Linked DNA regions of Homo sapiens: region 2 is linked to region 1. The links are chromatin loops, found by intact Hi-C in ENCODE. Cell type or tissue: MCF 10A. All regions are shown on one strand. Each heading gives the region's core, and the rest is flanking DNA. Links, peaks and the distances in the headings are about the cores only.

What was found. A loop is a pair of places that touch in the nucleus more often than their neighbours do. Peaks named below come from ENCODE experiments on the same cell type or tissue, not always from the same donor. Only the 100,000 strongest peaks of a DNase experiment are listed, where the experiment ranks them.
Region 2: a loop joins it to region 1, with 12 times the contacts of the local background. A loop is called at or near these places in 1 of 110 quality-filtered maps.

The regions. Positions count from the first base shown.
Region 1 is chr13:87,816,474-87,824,805 of GRCh38, forward strand. No RefSeq gene overlaps it. Among named protein-coding and RNA genes, the nearest start is that of LINC00397, 10 kb to the left of the region's middle. In MCF 10A, for the core only: no CTCF peak of the experiment used is centred there; a DNase peak (open chromatin) is centred at 3,958.
Region 2 is chr13:87,877,953-87,886,284 of GRCh38, forward strand. No RefSeq gene overlaps it. Among named protein-coding and RNA genes, the nearest start is that of LINC00397, 72 kb to the left of the region's middle. In MCF 10A, for the core only: no CTCF peak of the experiment used is centred there; no DNase peak of the experiment used is centred there.

The DNA of each region.
Region 1 (8,332 bases), core at 1,178-6,177:
ACCAGTCAATCCAGCAAGCCCACTACTGAATATCTACCCAATGGAAAGAGAATCATTATATAAAAGAGAAACGTCCATTGCAGTGTTTATCACAGCACTATTCACAATAGCAAAATCATGGAATCAACCTAACCATCCATCAGTGGTTGACTGGATAAAGAAACTGTGATATATGTACACTATAGAATGTAATGCAGCCATAAAAATAATGAAATCCTGTCCTTTGCAGTAACATGGATGGAGATAGAGGCTATTATCCTACGTGAAATAACTCAGAAACCAAAAATAAAACACTACATGTTCTCACTTAGAGTTGGGAGCTAAACAATGGGTACATATGGACATCATGACAGAAAGATGGAAATAATAGATACTGAGGACTACAAAAGAGGAGACCTTGGGAAAGGGGGTGAGGGTTGAAAAATTATCTATTATCTATTAATAGATATCTATAAATTATCTACTGGGTACAATGCTCACTATTTGGGTGATGGGTACACTAGAAGCCCAAACTTCATTACCCTAAGTATCTGTGTAACAAACATGATATATTCCCTAAATCTACAATAATAATTAAATTAATCAAGTAATTAACAGCTGGAATAGTCAAGCAACATCGATATTCTTGGAAAATAATGATGCTGATCTGAATCATTTTGAATTTTGTTAGCTGCATTTGGATGTAATAGTAGATGTAAAATGTATTTACTCTAATCAAAATAAATTAATAATAAAGTCAGAACTTGAACATGAATAAACACACCAAATAAGATGATTCAAATAATGCCCATATATTAATGGGTAACTGCTGCTGATTTATGATTAGCATTTCAAAATAATATAAATATCTATATATATCTTCAAAGAGCAAAGAGAACATAAGTAATATAGGGATTTGTGTAACATATTTAAGGTTAGCATTTATTTGAAGAGATCACTGATTTTCACTGAGAGCTAGAACAGGAAATTATAAAAGATGCTTTTACGATGTAGACAGGGAAAGGCACGGCAAGAATGGTTTCATAACATTTTATTCTAATCAAAGGACTATCCCATTGGCCTTTACTCTCCCTTCTGCAACTGATGAGGCCTCATATTATCCAGTTACCAGTCATCCATTCAAGAATGGCAACATTCCCTTTAAAATGGATACAAATAATTATTGACACATTTTTTTTCCTGGCTTCTTTAAAGGTTTCACTTGTTTTGACTTGCATAGAAAAATTTCTGCAAACCATCATGGGAGATATTTTAGTTATTTAAAAATGTTATAGTATATAAGAAATGAAAAGTTAAATTACTTTATTTTAGGTAAATCATTATGAACAATTATTGATTTCATTTAAATACAAACTTGAATAATTCTGACTTCTTTTCCTGTTTAATTAATAATGTGCTGTTTAATTTACTTTAAATTTATTATGTAATGAAATGTATGGCTTGTGAACAAATTTGCGAAATAGCAAATTGGTATAGACTTGGTTTGGAGACAACTTATAGAAGTTGCAAGCTACAATTAATAAGTCATGATATCAAAATAGATAAAAGTTATTTGTATTAACTAACGTTTGAGTATCATGCATTTTGGACAAAAATAATCAACCTGCAATAAATTTTATATTTAAATATAAAATAATGAGACAAGACAAAAAGTTTTAGGCTATGGTTTGTAAGGATTTCTCTGAAATTAATATACATTTGTGCCTCATTTGACTCTGCTGTCAGCTTATCAAGAAGACTGTAAGGATATATATATATATACACACACATATATATATATTAAAATGGGTGATGTTTATTTCTAATAATGAAAAGCCAAATTGTAAAAAAACAAAAAAACACTGTCCCCCATCAATTTATACAATTATGATTTGTCAATTAAAATAATATAAATAAATATTAACTAATTAAGTTATATCAATAAGCTAGAGAAAAATAGTCATATGATTGTATTATTAAATGTAGAAAAAGCATTTGACAACATCTAAGATCCATTCAGTATAAAAACTCTCAGTTACCTAGGAAGAGAGGGTCCACAATGTGATTAATGGTATTTACCAAAACCCACGACAAACATCACACTTAATGATGAGAAAAGCGAAGTTTTCCCACTGACATCAGGAACTTATATGTGAGATCAGTCAGTACAGTTGGCCCTTCATATCCTCAGGTTCCATATCTGTGGCTTCAACAAACCATGGATCAAAAATACAGTATTGGCTGAGTGGGGTGGCTCACGCTTGTAATCCTAGCACTTTGGGAGGCTGAGGCAACATAGAAAGACCCTGTCTCTACAAAAATGATCAACAATAATAAATAGTTTATTTGTCAATTAAGCATAAATAAAACTGGGGAGGTGGAGATAGATAATCTAAACTGTTATCTCAGTATTCTGTGAGACAAGCACAACACAATCATACCTCCAGTTTACTGAGGAGACAATGAAGCTTCAAGCAGTTTGTCTGGGTTGCTCCAATGTTATGTACTAGCTAACCGTTCTTCTTACTTCCAAACGATTGGCCAGGGAAATCTACCAAAATATCTGGAAGAAATATAGATTTTATAACGAGGTTTCCAGATTGCTGGGAGTCAGAACTTGTAGGGCCAAGACAGACAAGGTACCTGTGCACAAAGAATGCGAGAAATTTGTCTGTGATATCTAGCATACATGGTGAGTTTTTTCTACCTGAATTTAGAAGATACCAAAGTCATCCTTAGGACTGGTAAATGGTGAAAGTGACAAGGAACAAAATAAATAAGAAACTAGATTATTAATTCGCATAGGGTGGTTCACAAACTCCTGAGAGTCTTTTTAATGTCCTGTGTAACAAAGTGCAAGGACTTCTCTTGCATATGAAAGTACATGGTTGACTCTAGGAAAAAACAGTTGTGTAATTGTTTCTGTTGTTGGCTGAACTAACTGCATTTATAAGTGGAGAAACATTTTTACTTGAAAGCATAATTGATAGCTAAACCATGCTTATTGTGACTTGGGTAATAAGTAGACATTTTTTTCCCCAAAATCAGTGAAGTCAGTTGTTGCAAAAAACAAACAAACAAAAACCCAGCAACAACAACAAAAAACCTCACATTTCTGGCAATAACGCAATGTGAGCTTTTAAGTATTAGAATAATGGAAATCTTATATTCTCTCTTTTGAGTTAACTAGTGTTTCAATGCATAAAGTCTTTCTGATGAGATTGGGGGTTTTAAAAACTGTGTATTTTTGGAATTAAATGCTGTAAAGATATTACAAAATCGTGCATAAGTAGAGTATCTATTCAAAGTGCAAGTAGAATATAACAGAGTTTGAGAAAAGTTGATTGATAGTGTCTCAGAGCCTTCAGTGCAACTAACGTTTATGAAACTACAACTTGTTTAGTATTCCCAGTTAGCTGAAAAGCCATTATGATACTCCTCATTTTCCAAATACATATCCATGTGAGGCTGTATTCTCTTTATCTACTTCAAACAAAACATCAAATAACAACAAATTAAATACAGAAGCAGATATGAGAATATTGTATTTTATTATGCCAGTCATTAAGGAGATTTGCAAAGAATGTAAAACACTCATATCACTACACCAATTCATTTTGGAAGATATAATTATTATTCTCAGAAAGTGTAATTTATGTTAACATGTCATGGGTAAACGTGTTATTTTAAATAAATTAATAATTGTTTTTTAAATTTCTCAAATTTAATTTCTAATACAGCACATATAGGTAGGCATAACTCATAAAAAAGATCTTTGGCATCTTCAATTATTTTTAAGACAGCAAAGGGAAAATTTTTGAGAACTACTGCTCTAGATGGGATTGTAACTATTTTATTTTCCTGTAAAGTGGCAGATAGTACATATTTTAGGCTTCTCAGACCATAAAAACTGTTGCAACTTTGCAGTTCTACTGCTGTGCAAAAGCAGCCACAGACAATATGTAATTGCATAAGCATGGCTGAATTCCAATAAAACCCTTTCTGCAAACTTTTTGTAAACAAGGGACTGCAGAATTGACGAACAGGCCATGCATGATTTGCCAATTCTTGCTCTGGATAATAGGACTTCATAATAAATATAGGGATAATTAAAACTATTCTTTAAAAAAACTCAGAAAGTTATTATGCTCTATAGAACAATAAGAAAGACTTACTGATAAAATTAGGTGGAAGAAATCCTGACAAATGACAAAAGACAGAGGGAGGTATTTCCTTCTGATTTAGTTAGTTTTCAATAGATATGTGTGAAGAACTGTTTGAAATCTTGTCCTGTGTCTGACCCACAGATTTTTGTGAGGCAGCATATGGAAAAGTGCCAGTTATAAAATGAAAATCAAATAATGACTGTCTCACTAGATAGGCCAAGGACAAAATAGGTATGAACAAAACACTACACAACAAAACACCACACATTTAGAGAACATATTCTTCAAAAGAACTATGTGGAATCTACAATTGTTATGATGAAAACTGCAACAATTTATCAAGATATATAAAAGCATCTCAGTAAATGGGGGCTTTTATTTTTTGCCATTTTTTTTACAATTGTCACATTGTTTATGATGAACATGTTATTGATTTCATAATAAAAAATATGGTCAATCTAGTAGCTAGTTTCACATCTAATAGTAAAACAGAAGACACTTTTTTATGTATAAAATATGACTTTTTTTACTATTATTAATAGAATATTGTGTAAGTTCTGTCCAAATAATACAGAAAACAGGAATAATCTAACAGTCAAAAAGGCGAGGCAACAATTTTTTTTCAGCACCATAAGAATGTGCAAGAAGAATCATTTTTTAAATAATATTTTGACTTTTTCACCCAGTAATTTCACCACTGGAAATTATCATTTTCAGAAAATAATCAGACAATTACATAAACAAATCCATTTATTGCCCTTTGTTTTATCTGTTTATTGCTCTTAGTAATAAATTGCAACAAAATCTAATTTTTGATGATAGTTTAATGTTTAAATTATGGGTTTCTATTCACCATCTCATTGTTTCTTAAATATATTATTTCTTAAAAACATTTCGGTCCAGTTTTTGCTCCAGCATCCCACTTTTTATCAATGCCACTCACGAATCCTCATCATCCATTGTTAAATCCTGTAACCTGTTCTTAGATCTCATTTTACTTATGACTTTTTAGCAGAACTGAGCTACCACTCTGAGTCTCTCCTCCTAGATACAGTTTGTTCCCTCAATACACAGAGCACCACTCTCTTGGTTCAACTACTGACTCACTTTCAGTTTCCTTTGCCGACTCCTCTTCATAATAAAACCACAGAGCTTGATCCTTGGACCTCTTCTCTTTTTTTATATTCTCTGCCTTGGTGGTCTCATTTGGTTTCATGGCTTTAAATATTATCTTTCTGTCAATTACTGCCAAATTCTAGCTCCATATAGTGACCTCTCTTTCGAAACTCTGACTTACATATTCAAACCGGTTTTATTGGTGTCTTTACTTGGACGCCAAATAGATATATAAAATTCAGTTATCCAAACCTGAACTATAGATCTTCCTGTCAATGTTGGGAAGGACTGGATTTAGCCAGTGTGGACAGCATGGTAGCCTGAGTCTAGAGAGACCTGGCAGACCACATAAGGCTCAATATTCTGTTTACAAGCTATTTCTTTTATTCTAAGAGCAGCAGCAATCTTTTATGTGAAAAATCTCTCCCCCTTCTCTTGCTATTAGTCTAGTGTTGGTAGAAATAATTGCTATGCATTACAGCAAAACAAAACACTGGTAGAGTTTTAATAAGATAATTTATATGATAATATTTGCCTTACAAAAAATATCATTTTGGCTCTCATGTACACAATGTTATACTGTCAACTACCAGATCTTATTGTTCCTGTGTAACTAGGATTTTTCTTTTGCGTGGGCAGCATCGTATTGAGTATATAAAACAAGGACCAATGGTTTGGGCACAATTAAGGAGGTTGCTTGTACTGCATGTCCCTCCAAATTGCTTGCTCTTTCTTTAGAAGATGCCTCAAAGATAACTCTTTCAGGAGTCAAGTGACTTTGCATATCACTTTTCTCTTTCCTAATAGGCTATCATCATGTTTTGGAACTTGTGGCCTTGAAATGTAAAACTTGCTCATAAGACTCTTATGCTCTTAAGAACTTTCCTGGGTCTAGAGGAAAGAAAATCATCTTTTTTTCATAGATGAAGTTACTTTTCACATGTTTCTTCCTCAAAAAGTCAATAGAAACTTTAATTATAACTTCGTTTCAGGAAAACCCAAGAAAACTTTATATTATAGAGAAGATACATTTGTATATAGAATGCAAATTCAAAGCTCTTCATGCATGTGAATGGGGGTGTAAATAAAATTTGCCCCCAAAATATAAATAATCATCTCCTAGTAATGGAATTTTGATAGAATGTTACAGTATTTTTTTCCTTATTTTGAGAAATCTTAAAATGGGTTTTTCCATTTTAATCAGTTTAAATGGTTAAAATCAGATTTTAAGCATTTAATCTTAAATTACCAGATACATTCTTACTGTCCTTCTGAGCTTGGACTATTTTAGTAGTCTCTAAGCCCTAGGGTACTCATCGGGTAAAATGAAGACAACTGTAATACTTACATAATACAATCAATATGGGTATAATTTACAGGCTGCATATAAAGCATATATCTATGCTGACTTACAAGCACACAAAATGGTAACTATTTCTGCTGCGTGTAATTGTTATTACTACTAATATCCTTATAGAATTTTTAATATGACTTTAATTTCTTATTCTAAAACTAAGCTAGGAAGTCTGAAAGGTTTTAGTCAAAGTTTAAATGAAGGCATAGGATAAATATGTTCTTCTACTTGACATATGAAAAGAAGGTGATATTGAGCAATAAATAAGGCACTTGAAAATTAAATATTAAGAAATGAAAGGCATATTTGATACATATTGCAACATATTGGGAGACATTTTATAGCAAACATAAATTTTCAAAGGTATCTCTCATTTTGTCATAAGCAGCCTCAGACCTTTACCCATACAATCCACATCTATTTTGTGTGTATGTGATGGCAATATTTTTGCAGATGAGTTATCTTTCTAAAAAAATCTCTCAACATGTTATTCCTTTACTTTGATAATATTTTCAATGACTTTCAATTCCTTATAAAATAAAATCCAATTTATTTTGTCTGGAACTTTTCCTATAGCTCAAGCTGCTTTTAGCACCAGATCTCTCACTAAACTGAACTCAACAGGCTTTTTGCTTCCATCCTAAAAGCCCTGTATGCCTTGGCTAACGTGATTTCCTCCTTCCTTCTAAAAAATTATCACGTCCTCCTAATCATTTTGTATCAAAATCTTACCTACTCTTCAAGATTTGGATTAAATGTCACTGCCTTTACCAAACAACACCATATTTTCCCATTGCCCTTTCTCTTTTTCTATTAGTATATGTATCACATTTTGCCTTTTCAAATAGAGTATTGGGTATGTTGTTTCTTAACCTCATTCTAAGCAACTAAAAAAAACAACCCCCTTGAATGCAAAAAAGCACATTGTTTTGCCTACTTCGTCCCCAAATTAGAGTTTGTTATTTTTGTAAGTGATTTACCCAGTTACTCTATCAAAGTAAGTTCTTACATCTTCATAATGAGGGAGTTGGAGATGACCCCTAATGCTTCTTCCAAATATAGTGTAACAACAGGCAAACAGTAAGCTGTCCTGTCTTCAAACAAGAACCGGGTAATAAGATTGCCTCCAAGAGCTAAATCACCCCACAATAGATGTAATTAGCCATCTGTTGGGAGTAACTCAAATTGTCTGTAAATGTATTACTAAAAAGTTTTGGGATTCCTAAATTCCCCATCAAAGTAGTATATTATCATCTCAGGAGGCAGTACTGGAAGGGGCCAGTAATTAAAGTAGAAACTTAATAGACTGTACAAAATGTCTCACGGTGTAGCAAGTAGGTGCTTAGAAAATGTAAACACAAAGAGTGAAATCCTGACACATTAGTTAGTACTTTTAAGAACAAGCCTGTGTATTAAACCCATTTGATCCCAAGGGCTCATACATTAATATATGAACAATTTTTCATTCCTTTGTTATTTCATTTTCACCATGCAGTTGACTTCTCACACAGATCTGCCTTAAAGGAGGGAAGATAATGGTAATGCTTCTAAAGCATTTCAGTTAGTGAAGGGACACGTATTGCAGAAACTTAAAATGCAAATAGAATTAAAGTAAAATTCTGCTGACAAATTCAAGAAAGCCTTTGAAATCTCTCTCCTGCGTCACCTCACCCACATAAAGATTGGCATTTACCATATGACAGAGTAGCCTCGAATG
Region 2 (8,332 bases), core at 2,064-7,063, 62 kb after region 1:
AAGAGTTTCAAAACAGTGAAGGGGAATGCTACAGGATTTTCTTTAAGATTATTAATAAATCTATTCTGGCAATGGAGATACAAATAATTCATATTTGAACAGTGAGAACATGGGAATGCCATGGAGCCGATATTCTACTGATGCAAATAAATACCCTCATTCACTGAGTGTTAAAGACAATCCAACAGAAATTGAGAAGATGATGATGGAGATAAATTGCCAGTCATTTTCAATAATCTTAGCAATTGAAAATAGAATAATTGCAATAATTTCAGGACAATAGAAATAATGCACGGATTACAAGATGGTTTTTTCAAAATTTATGGAAATTCAGAGCATCTATGTGTGTACATATTATGTGGGAAGTTTTGCAAAACTAAATGGCCATCAGAAGTCTTAGTGAAATTCTGCCTTGGATGTAAACCTGAATATTATACTCAATTATGATTTGGACACCTTTTCCATATGCAAAATTGAAACTAATTTACTTATAAAAGATCCCCTCCTCCCCCACCACTCCGGGCAACAAATTCCCACCTGTTTGAACTGGATAATCACCATCACCCTGGAGGACAATTATTCTGGTGAACATATTTTGGTAATTAATGAATAACACTGAAATCAGTTTTATTGATTTTAGCTTTGGTTCTGTAACTTTTTAACACCACTTTGGGCAAGATTTTTAATCTATTCTATTCTTCTTTTAAAGTAGGGTAAAAATTGTTACTTTCTTACTCCATGAAGGACATTTTGAATTGGATGTAACTATATAATCTAATAAAGTTAGCTATTCATGAAATGAATCATTCCCATGTTACATGATCTTGTTGAATATTCTTATCATCCAGCATTTTGAATCACCAGTATAATGATAATTTGTGTTGATAATGAAGCTCCCAAAATGCATTCTGAATCATCAAAAAAAGACTAGATTAGGTTCAGAATAATTTTAGTTCCAAGTGACTCATCTGTCTCATTAATCTCCAGTATTAAGCCTCAAAGTCCTTCAGAGTATTTCTTCAGAGAAACTCACATTCCATAGCAATCTTATTAAATAGTGTTAATATATTACATTTTTTAAACTTTTGGTGGCAAAGCATGCACTTTAAGATAGGCCTGCATTTTTCACTACCTACTAGATATGCAGCTTTCAACAATTTACACAATCTCCATAAATACTTGCCTTTACCTGTAAGACTGGTATAATAATGGCTTGCTCAAAGTACTTTTTGACAGTGCATACAATATGCTTAGCTCAGGGCCCGGCAGGGTAGTAAGCACTTTCATTACCTTAAGTGTCATTATTTTGTTAATGCTTTTCAGCCACTATCATAATTATGCTTCCATTGTTTCCATTAACAAAAAAACATGAATCATTATTTTTTATCAGATCTAGTCCAAAGTTCTCCAACTTACTTTCCAACAGAGAAATAGGATATTCATGGAACAAAAACACTCCTACAATTCTACAAAATGTTCTTGTGTGATCTTAAGATCGTGATTGTCATTCACAATTGCTTCCTCTGATACATGAAGTTCAGGTTTACTTTAATTTTATCTCTTTTATTCTTTCCTTTATCTTTTTTCCTGAGCCTCGGTTTCTTCATTTGAAGCATGAAGTTAATGAATGGTAGACTGAATTGCAAATAATATTTTAGAACATCACTTAGCACATTGTCTGAGAAATAGGTGCCACATATTATTAGATATCTTCTAAAGTCCCTAAAGCATGACATGAACTTTTTAATTAAAGCTTATTTCCCATCACTCCTTCAAAATTGCACTGGTTTACTCTTGCCACTGTCCTTTTCCTATTAATTGTCATGAATCCATTATGTCAAATATTAATTATTATATATTAATTAACCTTTGTCAACCTTTTTGCCTGAGTAAACCTTCAAACTTTTCAAGAACAACCCCAAGTTGACATTTTCATGATCTTCCTTCTTTACTGCATTCTAAGCTGATATTTTCTTTAATTAAAATCCTGAAATTTCACTCCTTTAGTGAATACTTATTTAACAACTCTTACTTAAGAAATTTTTATTTTAAAAACTAAGATATAATACTTGCACGTGCTTGTCTTGCTCTAGTCTGGCAGAAAATAGTAGGCACATGTATTAGTCTGTTCTCACACTGCAAATAAAGACATACCCAAGACTGGGTAATTTATAAAGGACAGAGGTTTAATGGACCCACAGTTCCACATGGCTGGGGAGGCCTCACAATTATGGCAGAAGACATAGGAAAAGCAAGGGGACACATACATGGTGGCAGGCAAGAGAGCTCGTGCAGAGGAACTCCCATGTATGAAACCATAAGATCTCATGATACTGATTCACTATTATGAGAACAACAAGGGAAAGACCCACTCCCATGATTCAATAACCTCCCACTGGGTCCTTCCCAAGACATCTGGGAATTATGGGAGCTACAGTTCAAAATGAGATTTGGGTGGGGTAATGGCCAAACCATATCAGCATGTGTATAGATGAATTGCAATATTTATAGGAAGTGATATGGGCTGCATGTTTGTGTTCCCCAAAATTCATATATTGAAAGGCTAATAGCAAATGTGATGGTATTTAAAGATGGGGCATTTGGGAGGTGATTAGGTCATGAAGATGGATCCTTCATGTTGGGATGTGTGCCTTTATAAGAAGAAACACTATAGGACAGTGCTTCCCTCTCTTACTCCCCGACTAAAATGTCAGGATACAAGGAGAAGACACCTCTGCAAACTAGGAAGAGCGTCCTCACCAGACACTGCCAGTTCCTTGATCTTGGACTTCCCAGACTCCAGAACTGTGAGAAACAAAAGTTATTTAAATTACCCAGTCTATGATATTTGTGTTATAGCAGTCCAAACTAAGATAGGAGGGATATTACTAATTATATAATCATGTATTATAATTCTCTTACATATTACATTTGTTCTATAATATACATTATGTATTTCTCAATGGCAAAGAGTGTCTCATGTTTCTATTTTACAAATTGTGTTAATTATTCGCAATGCTAATTGCATTATAATAGGACAAAATAATATTATTTGGGTTACTGAATAAAAGGAATGTTTATTATCATAACATTTTTATTATCAGACTAATTCTAATTTCTATTTTTAAATTGTTCGAGATATTTAAAATATTGTAAATGCAAAGGCAATGTTATATATGAGTTCATGAGAGAAAGTTGGAATTGTACTAATGAAGATGAAATTTTCAAAAGAAAAGATGGGTAGACATTAATGAATCAAGTAAAGAATAAAATGCTTCTAATATCTGTCCTGTACTAATGGCAAACTAGCATCATGCTAGCTTCCCCTAAAACTAGTCCAAGAGAAAATATAGAAAAGGGATACAAATTTTTCAGGAATAAGCCAGAAACAAACAAACACCTTTGTGAAGCTCTTGGGTAGACTCAGTATTGTCCTGAACTGGTGACAAGGATGGGAATAAAGGTGAAGATGTCAGTAAGATGATAGGTTGAAAGGAATCATTTAACTTCACCTTATTCCTATCCTTCACTTTAGTGTTTCACATAGAAATTTTCTGCAAAAGTTCTTGTTCTAATAGTGGGGAGGGATGAACCCAATACAGCATAAATGCCCATTGGGTTAGGGAATCTATGAAAAATGGTGGTTGTGAACCAGTTGATCTGCCCTTGAGCATTTGTTCCTCAATTTCTACCGTTCAAAGTTCCCATTCAAAGCTAAGGAAGCAGGTTTTTGCAATGCTAATTTTTCCCAATAGTTAAATGGGAGAAAAAGTGGCAAGTAATTGCCTGGTAAGGAACCACAAATGTGAATGATACATTATCTTTCTGTGATTTCTTGGTTCCCTTCCCTGAGATTCTGGCTACAGGGCTAGCCTTTTGCCCATTTCCAGAAAAGATTACCAGATTGAGTAGCAATTACTGTCAGGGAACCTTGTACTCATATGCCAAAAAAAAAGCCATCTAAGAAATAGAAAACACTCTGAAGAAATGTTAACTATTCATCTTACACCAACTGAAGCAGAATTCTTAGAACAAATGGACAAAGATTTTATATACAGACATTTAAATAGTATATAATGAGATAAAATAAATTAATAATAAGGTAAAATAAATTTTAATGCAAAATAAAAAACAAATTTTAAATATTAAATATAGAAATAATCCACATTTAAATATATAATAATGAAATCAAAAATATTAAAACTTAAGAGAAAATGCTAAAAGCACACAGAAAGCAAAGTTTAAAGGCCTATGATTTATAAAGAATTAAGAAGGAGATTAATACCAGACTTCTCATTTTCAATATTGGAAAGGGAATAATAGTTATAAGTTTCGAAGAAAAATAACTTTGTACTTAGATTTATTTCCAACCAAATTGTTGTTCAAAGGTATGGATGTAATAAAAATATTCCCAGGACTCAATGATACCAAAGGGTTTATCTGTCAGGTGAAGATCCACAGTTAAATGCTTTTTTTTTTGTTTTGTTTTGTTTTTGACAGAGTGTCACTCTGTTGCCCAGGCTTGAGTGCAAGGGCGCGATCTTGGCTCACTACAACGTCTGCCTCCCAGGTTCAAGCTATTCTCCTGCCTCAGCCTCCCTAGTAGCTGGGATTACGGGTGCCTACCACCACACCCAGCTAATTTTTGTATTATTATTATTATTATTATTTTTAGACCAAGTCTCCTTCTGTCGCCCAGGCTGGAGTGCAGTGGCATGATCTTGGCTCACTGCAAGCTCCACCTCCCAGGTTCACGCCATTCTCCTGCCTCAGCTTCCTGAGTAGCTGGGATTATAGGCGTGTGCCACCACCCCCGGCTAATTTTTTTTTTTTTTTGTATTTTTAGTAGAGATGGGATTTCACCATGTTAGCTAGGATGGGCTGGATCTCCTGACATCAACTGATCCGCTTGCCTCGGCCTCCCAAAGTGCTGGGATTCCAGGTGTGAGCCACCACACCAGGCCAGTTAAATACTTTTAGGAAGAGATATTCAATAAGAAAAGAAATCAGTCAAAGAATATATTGCAATAGATACATAAGGTAAAGTTTATTGTTGTCTAGTGAAATATTCATAGTGAGGAAAATAAAGGAGGAGGATAAGGTGAAGAAAGACTCAGAAGAAGAGAAAGAAAAAAATCATCCCAGAACTAAAATGTTAGACATATAATCATGATGATAGACCAATGATCAAAGCAGGGGAGAAATCAAAGGAGTATGTATCCATGATATGATGTATGAATTTTATTAGGGAAAGGTGCAGCTCTTATTTTTTAATTAAGAAATATGAACAGGGAACAAATATAAGAATAAAAATGGACTGTATAACATATATGACCCTTAAATAGAAAAGAATCTTAATATTAAAATTCAGAAAAAAAGAAAAAATACTATAAAGAGAAAATATTTTTAAACACCTGAAATCAGTCCTAAATTTTAGCAATACTCAAATGGAAACTGCCTATACTACAGTATCAAAATTCAAAGGTTTTCAAATTAAGTTTTAGAAAAACAGGATTCAATTATAATATCATTTTCAGAAGCTACACTTAACAAAAAGCATGGAAATTTTGAAACAGAAGGGGAAAAACAGATTAGGCAAATATCAATTAAAACTCAGTTGTGTTCTATTTTTGACAAAATAAAATTTAAAGCAAACATTGTAAGAAACAAAATACTTTGTGCTGGTAAAATGTTTATTTTTCTTTTACTCATCTTAAAATGTATTCTATCAACTCATTTTCAAAATATACATAAGTACAATTGAGAGAGCTGTAGAGAGAAACAGAGAAAGCAATAATGGTATTTAACAAATCTATCTCAAAAATAAATGAAGATTTAAAAATAAGCAAAATTCTTAATGATTAAATAATGTTAATTAAGATAATGCACAGAGATGCTGTGTATAAAAATTGTATTATGCATGCATATATACACAATATATGAACATATGCATGTATCTGCATTAGTCCATTCTCACATTGCTGTAAAGAAATACCCAAGATTGGGTGATTTATAAAGAAAAGAGGTTTATTTGCTCACAGTTCCATATGGCTGGGAAGGCCTCAGGAAACTTACGGAGAAGCAAACACATCCTTCTTCACAAGATGTCAGGAGAAAGAAGTGCTGTGCAAAGGGGGAAAGCACCTCATAAAACCATCACATCTCGTGAGAATTCACTCACTGTCATGAGAATAGCATGGGGGTAACTGCCCCCATTATTCAGTTACTTCCCACTGTGTCCCTCCCACAACACGTGGGGATTATGGGAACTTCAATTCAAGATTAGATTTGGGTGGGGACATGGCCAAACTATATCAATATCCATGTATTTATATAGACATGCCTCATAAATGATATGATTAATAAATTTGCATTCTATGTGTAGAACTCTACATCTAACAGAGAATAGAATTTTTAACTACACCCCAAAATGCACACATATATTTGATTTAAATGGTCAGTAAAATCTAAAAGCTGATAGAGACTGTATCCTTCTATGATGTAAAATCAGACTATATTCTCTCCCATGCAAAAATCATATTTAAAATAATCAATATGCTGACAGTTGCCTCATTTCTTTCTCTATCCTACTCTATTTAACATCCAGATTTATATATCCCATTGCCTACTTGGCATACTCACTTGAGTGTTTAATAGATATCTCAAATATTTTATGTCCTAAATTTAAACTCTGGTCTTTTTCTCAAACCTGTTCTACCTCCAACTTACCTTATTTGGGATGACTTCAGTTCAATTTTCTTTTGGCTGAAACTTGAGTTTTTGACTCGTGTCTTTCTCTATACTTTGCACCCTATTTGCGAGTCCTTTTAGGTGGCATTCTACAGGAAACATATTCAGATACCGCGATTATCTTCAGGAGATTTTGAGAGAAATGTTTCTGGGAGCAATATTTATGGAGGGAAATCTTGGGAAGCAGAATTGGGCAAGGGAGGAGATGAACTGGAATGTATTTGCAATGTTGGCGTCAGCCAATTTCACAGAACTTTGGAGCTGGAATTGCTCTTCGGAGATCCCCTCCCCACACAGCACCATCCATCAGTCAGTAGAAATGCCTTGCTCCTAAGAGAGGCAAATTATCTGGGACTGAGCAGTAGCTGTCAGCTGAAGTCAGTTCCTGGAGAGGGTATTCAGATGAGTCATCAGCAGCCAATAAGCTCTGTGAATGAGCAGAATCTCAGCACTGCCAACAGCATCCACTGCACTGTGTTTACTTCTATAACCTAACGCGTCTCGCTGTGTCTATCTTTGCCCTTGTTATGTCTATTTTTACATAACAGTCAGAATATTTTTGAACCAAAGACAAAATCATTTTACTGTTAAAATTAATCTTAATTAATCTTTTCAGTGATTTTCATCTCCTAGTAGAAGACAAGTCTTTCCAACTAGGTTAAAATAAAATGTAAAAAAAAAAAAATAAACATCTATGGCTTTGCTTATACTAAACAGTGTTTCTACCATGAAAGACAGAGGAAATTTGTTCCAATGCAGAGGAATTAGTCTCTGTGGGCCAGCACCTTCAGATTAACTGTGAATATAACTTACAATCAGTTCAATGCATTGAAGATTTACTCTTATAGTGGTGTATATAAGGAAGACCATCTCCTTAATGAAAGGCAAGTCAAACTTTTTTATTTTAACTTTTTTTAGAGACAGCGACTCACTATGTTGCACAGGCTAAGAGTAGAACTTTAAATGGCAAAAGCCACAGTGAAAGAAGGAAAAAAAAAGCCACAGTGAGGAAAAGGAAAAGTAATAGATTACTTGAAACAAATCCTTTCCTTGCCATTTCAGGATTGGTTTGTTTTGGAGCTCTGTGCTACTCCAGTGTAGTTTGGAATTTCTTAGGAACCATGATTACCCATCAAGTCCATTATTTTGAGTCTCCATGGTGGAGTTGTGTCACAGAGAGCAAAAGTCAGAAGTTAACTATCAGGCTAATGTTACTCAATTTTCAGTGAAGCAGTTGTTCTTGTTCTTTCATCTGTGTCTCACACTGAATTCTATTTTACAATCTCTCACACATTTCAGGCTTAGGAATATGCAGTGGAAAATGTATTATGCACATGCATGTCAAGAATCAGTAAAAATTTATTTTAGCAGTGGTTGGATATGTCCTACATGATCTGAGATGACCTTCTCTTTCTGACCTTCTTTCCTCATCACTAATTCTGCTACAGCCGCACTAGACACCTTGCCAGTCTTACATCACATCAGGCATTGAAATTTTTCACTCGCTTTTCCCTCTTTGAGACACTCTTTGCCCTGATATAACCTAACACCTCTCCTCCTTCAAACATTTGCTCAAATCTCA